Linked DNA regions of Homo sapiens: all the other regions are linked to region 1. The links are chromatin contacts, found by Hi-C or POLR2A ChIA-PET in ENCODE. All regions are on one chromosome and are shown on one strand. The core of a region is the stretch at or near the end of the contact, and the rest is flanking DNA. Distances in the headings are between cores, read along the strand shown. Region 1 overlaps UBASH3B (ubiquitin associated and SH3 domain containing B). Region 2 overlaps UBASH3B (ubiquitin associated and SH3 domain containing B). Region 3 has its middle 22 kb from the start of TRK-TTT2-1.

Evidence for each region. Hi-C counts contacts between places; a loop is a spot of excess contacts on that map. ChIA-PET counts read pairs that join two places held with the same protein, here RNA polymerase II (POLR2A). Pooled maps may share reads with other maps.
Region 2: a loop to region 1 is called in a pooled map, with 4 times the contacts of the local background. The contact joins two enhancer-like sites. A Hi-C loop is called at or near these places in 1 of 168 maps with a recorded cell type or tissue (IMR-90) and 10 of 50 pooled maps. POLR2A ChIA-PET finds 5 or more read pairs at or near these places in 5 of 52 experiments (A673, CD4-positive, alpha-beta T cell, OCI-LY7 and 2 more).
Region 3: a map of CD4-positive, alpha-beta T cell shows a loop between it and region 1 (7-fold over the local background). The contact joins two enhancer-like sites. A Hi-C loop is called at or near these places in 1 of 168 maps with a recorded cell type or tissue (CD4-positive, alpha-beta T cell) and 8 of 50 pooled maps. POLR2A ChIA-PET finds 5 or more read pairs at or near these places in 4 of 52 experiments (PC-9, Panc1, RWPE1 and 1 more).

What each region holds. Positions count from the first base shown.
Region 1 is chr11:122,695,726-122,699,406 of GRCh38, reverse strand. The region is part of intron 1 of UBASH3B (ubiquitin associated and SH3 domain containing B); the gene reads right to left. Among named protein-coding and RNA genes, the nearest start is that of UBASH3B, 42 kb to the right of the region's middle. Within about 2 kb of position 1,511, at least 8 of the 41 ENCODE cell types and tissues checked have a DNase peak (open chromatin) inside an H3K27ac peak, as active enhancers do; they include CD4-positive, alpha-beta T cell and PC-9, where a contact is called at or near this core.
Region 2 is chr11:122,778,675-122,782,281 of GRCh38, reverse strand. It overlaps UBASH3B (ubiquitin associated and SH3 domain containing B), which reads right to left. Exons shown (of 14, transcript NM_032873.5): 4 at 2,587-2,785. Among named protein-coding and RNA genes, the nearest start is that of CRTAM, 58 kb to the left of the region's middle. Within about 2 kb of position 1,446, at least 4 of the 41 ENCODE cell types and tissues checked have a DNase peak (open chromatin) inside an H3K27ac peak, as active enhancers do.
Region 3 is chr11:122,579,521-122,583,468 of GRCh38, reverse strand. No RefSeq gene overlaps it. Among named protein-coding and RNA genes, the nearest start is that of TRK-TTT2-1, 22 kb to the right of the region's middle. Within about 2 kb of position 2,333, at least 35 of the 41 ENCODE cell types and tissues checked have a DNase peak (open chromatin) inside an H3K27ac peak, as active enhancers do; they include CD4-positive, alpha-beta T cell and PC-9, where a contact is called at or near this core.

The DNA of each region.
Region 1 (3,681 bases), core at 262-2,761:
AGCATAGAGGTTGCAGGAAATGCCAAGAACACATAGCAGCTTCCTAAGATTCAAACTCAATTCGGTGACTCCACGTGCCACACTCCTCTGAGTTGTGAGTTCTCTAAGATGAAGATCACATTTTTCCATCTGTAAGACACTGAGTGTTGCCATGAGGATTAAATAAAATAACCTAGGTACAGCAGGCACCTAATAGATACCAGTTCCCTCCCATGCCCCTCCTCCATCAGGGGCGAAAAGATTTAAAAATAATCCCAATCCGGGCGCAGTGGCTCACGCCTGGAATCCCAGCACTTCGGGAGGCCAAGGCAGGTGGATCACCTGAGGTCAGGAGTTCGAGACCAGCCTGGCCAACATGGAGAAACCCCGTCTCTACTAAAAATACGAAAATTAGCTGGGTGTGGTGCTGGGCACCTGCAGCCCCAGCTATTCAGGGGGCTGAGGCACGATAATCGCTTGAACTGGGAGGTGGATGTTGCAGCGAGCCGAGATCGCAACATTGCACTCCAGCATGGGCTACAAGAGCAAAACTCCATCTCAAATAAATAAATAAATAAAATCCCAGTATATGGTCTGCACACACTACACATTTATAACCACAACTTCAGATTAAAGTGAACATTAATGACCGTACTGAAGCAAATAGATTTCCAGAGGCATGGGGAGTGCTGGGTGTCGGGTGGATGGAATGTGGGGGCTGTGGGATCATTGGGAGTTAGGGAACTAGCTTTAGGTTCTGACCATTGTAGCAACTCAGTGAGCCTCCACACACGGCACCCAGGATGCTCCCACACCTGGTTTCTAGTATCCTCACAGCTGGCACCTGCCTTACCAAACATATGCCCCAGGCTCTCCCATACTGTGAGTGCAGTTTTCATTACATAATGCATCCATCTTCTTGCTCTTCTTTAGCCTTATACCATCCTAATTTTCTATAGTTCCAAAGCCATTCTCTCCTGCCTTGTTGCAAGGTGGGGAGAAAATGTAAAATTCAAATGGTCACATAGTGTTACTTGGGAACAACTTTTGCCAGAGCCTAGATGAGGGGCATGGAAGATTTTGGAAGGTGGGGAGCAACAGAAGATAGAAATCCATGCCTGGTGTGAATTGCAACAAAAATTTGGCGTGACTATGGGGGTATGGGTAGGGGGAGAGGAGGTCATCTGCAATGTTGACAACTTTTCATCTAATACGACAGAGGAGAATTCCAACTCTAAGAGAAGAGATCTGCCAGGTATACTGGCAAGAACACTGAGACTACGTGGCTGAGCCCAGCTCTGCCCTTAATTTGCCAGAGCAGTCATTCCACCACCCTGGTTTCCTCACTGAGAGAATGTGCGGGTTGGACAGGGCTGGCTTTGGAATGAGACAAATCTAGGTTCAAATGCAGGCTCCATCACTGACTCGTTATGCAACTTTCGGCAAGTTTCCTTACATCGCCACGCCCCAGTGCTCTTAACTGTCAGATGAAAATGAGAGAATGTGTTTCCGGAGGCTGTTTGAGAATTAAATGAGGAGGTATATAAATATACTCCCCCTTGGACAGTGTCAGGTCTATGAAGCTCCCAGCACAGCAGCTGCTTCCTCTTTTCTTTATTCTAAGTTGCTGTAAACCCATGTATCTATGGTGCAACGCAATGACTCAATCCTTGCTTATTTAATGTGGCTATCCTGCCCAACCTAAGTCCTGACTATCAAGGTACTGAGGTGCTGTATGCTGAAGCAGCAAATAAACAATTCACATTGGACAAGAAGATGGAAACAAGTGTGAGGGAGGATGGTGGAGGAAAAAGGATCCAGAAGTGGGAGGCAGTGGATCTGGGTTCGAATTCTAGCGCCCTCAGTCACTAGAAATCTCTGGAACTCTATTTGCTTCAGTACGGTCATTAATGTTCACTTTAATCTGAAGTTGTGGGTATAAATGTGTAGTGTGTGCAGACCATATACTGGGATTTTATTTATTTATTTATTTGAGACGTAGTTTTGCTCTTGTAGCCCATGCTGGAGTGCAATGTTGCGATCTCGGCTCACTGCAACCTCCACCTCCCAGTTCAAGCGATTATCATGCCTCAGCCCCCTGAATAGCTGGGATTTCTGAGCTTCAGTTTTCTCTTCTGTAATAAAGGGAATAATCACATATGTAAAAGTACTTTGTCGATTGGAAAGCGCAATTGAAATGTTAGTGGTCTGTTATGCCACCATTCCCGTTGTTTGGAGAGTCCAATTACTTGAGTTTGAAAAATGTTTTGAGAGCTATCTAATTCCTCTTAGCAGTCAAACAAAACTTCAAACTTCCCCCCCAAACCCTAATCTTCAAAATCAAATGGCTGCTATGTAGATTACTGATGTATCCCCAAAAGAGCTGGGCTGACTTTTCTTTGCTATGAACAAACACCGCCAGTGACCCACTGGAGTCACCAACTCCTGGTGGCCTGATCTTTACTTGAAAAACAATACGGTAAACCACCCTCCTATTTTAACAGCTAGCACAGGGCAGGGCGGGAGGAACCCCCACCCACGCTTGCTCTGAACAGAAATCGTGCTGCAGCTGATGTGAAAACAAGATAAGGAGAAATGTCTGTCAACAGACTCCGGCCTGCCCTAGAACTGGGGTGCTCTCCGTGTATTCTGTACAGATGGGAAGGCAGGGGCCATTAGCCACCTGCAATTCTGCTCTGATGTGGCTGCGGTACTAAACACGGCCCAGGAAAGGGTGGGCATAGCTCGGACACACGTGCAACTTACACATTCTAGTCTTTAGCTAAAGTCTTTGAAAATACAGATTTAGAAATGTAGTATTGGTTGGGTGCAGTGGCTCACTCCTGTAATCCTGGCACTTTAGGAGTACCAGGTGGATCACCAGAGGTCAGGCATTTGAGACCAGCCTAGCCAACATGGTGAAACCCTGTCTCGACTAAAAATGCAAAAATTAGCTGGGCATGGTGGCAGGTGCCTATAATCCAAGCTACTCAGGAGGCTGAGGCAGGAGAATCGCTTGAACCCGGGAGGCAGAGGTTGCACTCCAGCCTGGGTGACAGAACGAGTCTTCATCTCAAAAACAAAAAGAAAAAAGAAAAAGAAACGTAGGGCCCTGAAGAAATCCTCATTAAGGTTAAAATCCTGCCGGCTTATTACCGAGAAATTAAAAACTATTTGGGGCCGGGCGCAGTAGCTCATGCCTGTAATCCCAGCGCTTTGGGAGGCCAAGGTGGGCAAACCACCTGAGGTCAGGAGTTCAAGACCAGTCTGGCCAACATGGTGAAACCCCGTCTCTACTAAAAATACAAAAATTATCCAGGCATGGTGGTGGGCACCTATAATCCCAGCTACTCAGGTGGCTGAGGCAGGAGATTCGCTTAAACCTGGGAGACGGAAGCTACAGTGAGCAGCGATCGCACCACTACACTCCAGCCTGGGCAACAGAATGAGACTCTGTCTCAAAAAATAAAAATAAAATAAAAAATAAAAAAACTATTTGGTTATCAGGCTGAGTGGAAACATAAGCTCAATGTGACTATTTAGTAACTTCCCAACAGTTCTAAACTACCACCCGTAGCTCTAAATGAAAACTTCATTTTTTAACCACTTTGGGCATGGCTGGGATGTAGGAATCAATGTGTTGATGCAAAAATGCTGCAAGGCAGTTCTTTTCTCTGTCTTTCCTGAGCATCATTAGACCTC
Region 2 (3,607 bases), core at 197-2,696, 83 kb before region 1:
AATGGCTTTTTTTTCTCTCTCTGGTACTTTTTTTTTTTTTTGAGACAGGGTCTTTCTCTGTTGCCCAGGCTAGAGTTAAGTGGCATGATCATAGCTCACCACAGCCTCCACCTCCTGGGCTCAAGTGATGCTCCCACCTCAGCTTCCTGAGTAGCTGGGACTACAGGTGTGAACCACCATGCCTGGCCTCTTTTGTATTTACAATGAGGGAGAATCATCTACTGTACAAACTAGAATAATGAAGAAGTTGCAACTAGAAGAAATTAGGGAATTTGAGAATTTAAGGAACTTGGTCAAGTCACACAGAGAATTAGTGGCCCAAGATAGAACTAGAAATTGAGCATTTCGGTTTTAAGTACTTTTTCTTTTATACTGCATTGCCTTTCTTTGGTGTAAGCCCCATGAAACAAGGTTTTTGTCTCTCGCTTACACTGTATCCTTACTCAGCATATCATGCAGGTTTTCAGTACTTGTTAAATGAATAAATGCACATGAATGAATCTCCCTTGACCACTTCAAATGGAGGAAGACACTAAATCTACTTGATGATATCTGGTCCTGCCAACAACTGGAGAATACCAAGTTCCAGGGCAAAGACATGGTGGCCGGCTTCCCATGCTGGGTAATAAGGAGCGGGACCAGCTAAGCTGCGCAGGGTCATCCAGTTCTCCACATCCCCACCAGGGGGCCACACAACAGCAGAGAAACGAAGCCGGCCAAGTTCTTCATGACAGCAGGATCTTGGAGAGGAATTGGCTCCACCCGCGTCCCACAGGGAAAGCTGGGGCTTCGACTGCTGCTCACTCAGTATGCACTCCAAGAATCTGTGCGGCCCTGGCTGAGGCTTGCTTTTCTCATTTGTGAAGGATTTGGGTTTTGCGGCTTTGACATTAGTTTTGGTCCTTGTGGGGATTTAGTGGTTCTGACAATAACTACTGTGGGATGAGAGAAAGCCATTTCCTTGAGATTGAGGGATAAGAGCAGGAAATAATTTGCCTCTCAGTTATGCTCTTTCTCTGAAATATTAAGCTCCTATGAAATGTCAGGCTTCACTGAAGTCAGGACCCGGAGACTAGTCCCGTCGCTGAGGGAGAGGAAGAGGTGGGGGTGGGGGTTGCAAAGTCTAAAGAGGACCCCTCCCCAGGTACAGAGGGGTCTTAAGGTCCTTGTGTTCCTTCCGAGAGCACTGTGATCCTGCAGTGATACTGAGCCCCGATCCCACTCATAGGTCCCAAGTCCTGTGTGGTGCTTTTCTGGTAAAGAGGAATATGGAACAAAGGGCCTGAGATGGTGATGAAAATAGCAGCAGGGAACAATGGCAGGTGAGGGATAGGCCAAAGGCCAAAAGGCTAAGGAGCAAACTGCGGCCTTGCTCAGGTCTTCCCCCTCTCTGGCACTCCCTAAAATTAGGGGTAGGGGAATTGTACGTCTCCTCCAGCTTTGCACTCAGCACTCGGCTTCCACTGTGCATCCTGCACCATCCACTCTGGTCAGGGCAGCCTCCCCACTGTCCTCTGCTCACACCATCTCATGCCTGCCTGCCTGTGCTCCTGCCACCCGCCCGCCTGCAGGCCTTTCCTCCATTGTCCTGATCAACATCGTCCCAGGGCAAGTTTCCTTCCTTCCGTGAAGGTAGAACCACCCCTTTCTCTTTTCAGAGCTGATGTTACACAGGGCCTGGCCGGGAGAAACCACTTCTTGTTCTCTTCCCTGTAGCACTCCTCATGTAGGAGAAATCCTCATAGTAGGTGACCAGTAAGTACCTGCCAATTGTGATTTCATGCTGGAGCGAGCCAAGAGGCTCTCCCCCCACCAGATTGTCTGTCTGTTTCCCTGCTGTCATTGAGCTAAGTGAGCTTGTCCACACCTGTAGTCAGACAGGAGAGCTTTGCAAACTTCTCCCTCTTTTCACCTCCATCGTGTCTCCTGCCTTGAGCACCCCCTTAAGCTAATTCCTTTGACAGGAAATCTCAGGTGTCCTGAACTAAGAGCTCCCATGAGAAGAGCAGGAGACATTTGGAAGGGGTTACATTTTTAGACAGACTCTTGGGGCTTGGGGTCCTGTCTAATGGTTTTCAGCAAGTTGAAGGGTATTGGTTCAGTGGATTTTATTGTGATATAATACGAAGTGCTTCCACTCTTCTCTCTATCCTCTGCTACCCACTGAGAAAAGATCTGGATTGTCATGGAGTGAACAATGAGACCCAGATAAACACCTACATGGGCGGGAGCTTGGGAGGGAGAAAGGATGTTTCTTTAATTCTGAATTAGGAGGAGATGGTGGTGCTACAAAGAAATACATTTCTAGTTCAGTATGGAAGTCATTTGTGAAACTTCAACTTGGGTGTTAGGGAATAAGCCTTAGACGGTCTCTCCAGGTCAGCAGAAGAGGGGTTGAACGTTTTTACAAGGGAGCAAGACGTGGGGTGCTGCAGGAAAAGGCTGTTTTTTTGTCACACGTCCATTCCTGCAGGGTCCTCCACCTCCTGACCCCATCCTGCTCCTCTACCACTATTTCCTATCCTTTTTCCTTTCCAACTCTTTGATTGACAGGGCCCAGGGCTGGCCTGGCAGCTGTTTGCTCACCGGTTTTGGATGCAGCCTCTGCAGCAAAGTCAGCAGCAAACTTCTTGAGGACCTCCGCACTGTCTTCCTTTACAAAGAGGCCGATGAAGTTGGACGACGTATAGAGCTCCAGGGGCAGCGGGGCCGAGAACTTACATTTCCAGCGACTGACCGTGGTCTGCAGGGCTTCCCCCAGGGCATCCACCTTGCTGTCCTCGCACTGGCAGGGAAAACAGGCAGTCTTCACTCAGAGACAAGGGGAGATGGAAGTCTGCTGCTACTTAACATTGGCATCCTCTCCCCAGAGACTGGAGGAGGCTGATAATGCAATTACTTAACCACTACCCCTGTCTGTGGGGAGAGAGGAACTGCAGACTTCCAATTATTCAGACACAGATTACCCAACTGGTGGATTAATGTGGGGAACACATGACCTCTTCCCTCCTTTCCTTGCTGTGAAGTGGCCCCCGTGAACCCAGCCAAAATGCTGCAGGACTGGTTGAGCCGAAAGCAAGAAAGGGGAGCGAGATTGGGGAGATATTGGTCAAAGGACGTAAAACTTCACTTAGGAGAAATAAGTTCAAGAGACCTATTGTACAGCACAGTGACTATAGTTCATCATAACATATTATATGCTTGAAAATTACTAAGAGAGTAGAGTTTAAGTGTTCTCACCACAAATGCCTGATAAGCATGCGAGGTAATGCATGTACAATTAGCTTGATTTAGGCACTCCACAATGCATACATATATTCAACCATCATGTTATACGCCATAAATGTATATAATTTTTATCAATTAGAAAAAAATCAGGCTGGGCGCAGTGGCTCATGCCTGTAATCCCAGCACTTTGGGAGGCTGAGGCGGGCAGATCACTTGAGGACTGGAGTTTGAGACCAGCCTGACCAACATAGTGAAACCCCATCTCTACTAAAAATACAAAAATTAGCCAGACATGGTGGCGGACGCCTATAATCCCAGCTACTTGGGAGGCTGAGGCAGGAGAATCACTTGAACCCGGGAAGCAGAGGTTGCAGTGAGC
Region 3 (3,948 bases), core at 1,084-3,583, 120 kb after region 1:
CCATTGACTTTTTTTTTCACAGAATTAGAAAAAACTACTTTACATTTCATATGGAACCAAAAAAGAGCCCAAATAGCCAAGACAATCCTAAGCAAAAAGAACAAAGCTGGAGGCATCACCCTACCTGACTTCAAACTATACTACAAGGCTATAGTAACCAAAACAGCATGGTACTGGTACCAAAACAGATATATACATCAATGGAATAGAATAGAAGCCTCAGAAATAACACCACACATCTACAACCATCTGATCTTTGACAAACCTGACAAAAACAAGCAATGGTGAAATAATTTAATAGGTGTTTTCCCAGCACCTATTTAATAAATGGTGCTGGGAAAACTGGCTAGCTATATGCAGAAAACTGAAACTGGACCCCTTCCTTACACCTTATACAAAAGTTAACTCAAGATGGATTAAAGACTAAAATGTAAAACCTAAAACCATAAAAACCCTAGAAGAAAACCTAGGCAATACCATTCAGGACATAGGCATGGGCAAAGACTTCATGACAAAAACACCAAAAGCAATTGGAACAGAAGCCAAAATTGACATATGGGATCTAATATAACTAAAGACCTTCTGTACAGCAAAAGAAACTATTATCAGAGTGAACAGGCAACCTAGAGAATGGAAGAAAATTTTTGCAATCTATCCATCTGACAAAGGTCTAATATCCAGAATCTACAAGGAACTTAAACAAATTTACAAGAAAAAAACAAACAACCCTATCAAAAAGTGGGCAAAGATATAAATAGACAATTCTCAAAAGAAGACATTTATGCGGCCAACGAACATATGAAAAAAAGCTCATCATCACTGGTCATTTGAGAAATGTAAATTAAAACCACAATGAGATACCATCTCATGCCAGTTAGAATGGTGATCATTAAAAAGTCAGAAAACAACAGATGCTGGTGAGGATATGGAGATACAAAAATGCTTTTACACTGTTGGTGGGAGTGTAAATTAGTTCAACCATTGTGGAAGACAGTGTGGCAATTCCTCAAGGGTCTGGAACAAGGAATACCCTTTGATCCAGCAATCCCACTACTGGGTATATACCCAAAGGATTATATATCATTCTACTATAAAGACACATGCACATGTATGTTTATTGCAGCACTATTTGCAATAGCAAAGACTTGGAACCAACCCAAATGTCCATCAATGATAGACTGGATAAAGAAAATGTGGCACATATATACCATGGAATACTATACAGCCTTAAAAAAGAATGAGTTCATATCCTTTGCAGGGGCATGAATGAAGCTGGAAACCATCATTCTCAGCAAACTAACACAGGAACAGAAAACCAAACAGGGCATCTTCTGACTCATACGTGGGAGCTGAACAATGAGAATACATGGACACAAGGAGGGGAACATCACACACCCATGGCTGTCAGGAGGTGGGGGGCAAGGGGAGGGAGAGCATTAGGACAAATACCTAATGCATGCGGGGCTTAAAACCTAGATGATGGATTGATAGGTGCAGCAAACCACCATGGCACATGTATACCTATGTAACAAACCTGCATGTTCTGCACATGTATCCCAGAACTTAAAGTAAAATAAAAATAAAAAAAAGAGAGAGGTTATACATATCTCTCTGAGTGGCTGAAAAGAAAAAAAAAAAGATGAGATTTGGTTGGGGACACAAAGTCTAACCATATCAGAAGAGAAGAGGATGCTGGAGCTTAGCTCAGTTACTCTGAAAATTTCCTTAGGCCAAGCTGAGGAGGTAGGGGGAAAACAGTACCTCGATATTTCCTTTTTCTGTCCCTGGGTCCTTTCCTAGGCTTTGTGCTCCCGGCCCAGAGGCCAAGACGAGAAAGGAATGGCAGGAAGATTTGGGACTTTTTATGCAGCCAGTCAAGTAAGGTCATTATGAGTCTCTTGCCCAAATAATAGCAGGGCCCTAGGGTAATTCTTTGGTTCCTAGACGCATGAATGGTCTGCTGTATTAACCGGAGCTGGAAGATGGTAAGTTTGGAGAGCAAGTGCTCACATGCTGTGCATCCGGACAAGACTGTGCTTCCGTGACTAAGGTCTATGAATACACCGAGCACGTGGTTGGGCCTGACACCCGTGTCAGGTACTGGTAGGAGCAAGCAGTACTGTGTAATGTAGTTCTTTGAGAGGAAGATCTCAGCCACCATCAGAAGCATAAAAAGAAGGGTTTTGTTTGCATTAAGTCTGGAAAGAAACAGTTCACACCACTGGGTGGCAGTATGGCGCGCCTCTTTGTTTTTCCTGAGTGGCAATACTGTATTTTCCAGACTTACTAAGGAACCATGTTCCTCTCGGCCATATATAACTACCCTTTGCTTCCTGTCCTGCTCCCTGTGTCTCTGTCCCTACGCATTCTGAGCGTCAGCTGTGTGTGTGTGTGTGTGTGTGTGTGTGTGTGTGTGTGTGTGTGGTTGTCGTTGTCAGTGGTGATTTAGGAGAGGAATAAACATTTCCGATCAGTTCCGTCTTCTTTCCACACATTGACTTTCTGTACCTCTGAACTGCTGGGTTAGGTCCTTGTTAAATCTTTATTAATAAAGATTTATAGTGAATAATAATAATTTAAAAAAAAACCGGCAAGCCTACACACAACACTCTTGGGGAAGTTCATCTCTAGACTGAGATGTAAAATACTTCTGCTGAAAATATTCTTTGGGGGAAAAACCCTAAAGACAAGAAGGGACGTATTCTTTGAAAGATGAACTGGCGCTGCTTTCCCAGGGCAGAGGCAGAGGCGGAGGCAGCAGCAGACGGCGCCAGAAGTTACCTGCAGAGCTGCCCTGCCATCTGGTGGACAAAGGGGCACCTGCAGCTTGCAAACCGAATTGCAGGGCTCCCAAGATTTTAACATTTTAAATTTTTTCCACACCTCACCTGGATCAAGATTTTTATGAATTATTAAGCAAAACGAGAGAACTATCAAACTAGCAAGCAAAAAAGCCAATAAAATCCCTGTTATATATAAAGTTTCGGTGCCGCAAAAGAAATAGCACTCGAATATAAAATTTTCTTTTAATTCTCAGCAAGGCAAGGTACTTCTATAGAAGGGTGTGCCCTTACAGACAGAGCAATGGTGAGCGCACACTTGGACAAGGGATGGGAAGGGGTTCTTATCCCGGTCGCACGTGGCCCCTGCTGCTGTGTCCTTCCCCTATTGGCTAGGGTTAGACCGCACAGGCTAAACTAATTCCGATTGGTTAATTTAAAGAGAGTAACGGGGTGAGTGGTTTGGCGGGGAAAAAAAATGGTTATGCAGGGCGGAGAATGAGTCAGAGAGCAGCAGGTAGCAGGTAATCTGAATAAGTCAGGGTGGAGCAGGTGATCGGAATGAGTCAGGGTGGAGTAGATAATCGAAAAAGGTTGCTTTACGAGGAAGTTAAGTTTAAAAGTAGAAGGCAAAGAATTGAACATACTGACATATTGATTCTTTGAAGAGAAATTTAGAACTTATATCTAACAGCCCGAATAAATAAATAAAGACAATGCATGGTTGCCAGCTTTTTCTTTTGCTAATATTTTAAAAAATTGCATCTATGTTTGGCGTCCTCTTACCTCTAAAGGGCAATAACTTCCAAAGAGCTTGTGTATGGAAGCTCCAAAAGCGAACGAGAAAGTGTTGTTTTTTTTTCCCCCTGAGAGAGAGAAAAAAAGGACAACCCTTTTAATTGAATATTTAGCTTAATGGAATGATTATTACATCTTTCTTATTTTTATAATTCTGTTATAAAGGGGTGAAAAATTTATCAAGTTTCGGTAGTGGTCTAAGGATTGATATTTGAGAACCACTGGTCTAAAAGACTTCATGCAAATATTTTATAAATATCTGAGAACTCTGAAATATTTCAGCATAGGGACTTGGAGTTAAAGCACTGTATTCAATGTATTCAAAATGGCCTTTAGGGCCCATTTTAAAGCAAATATTTTATTAAAAATT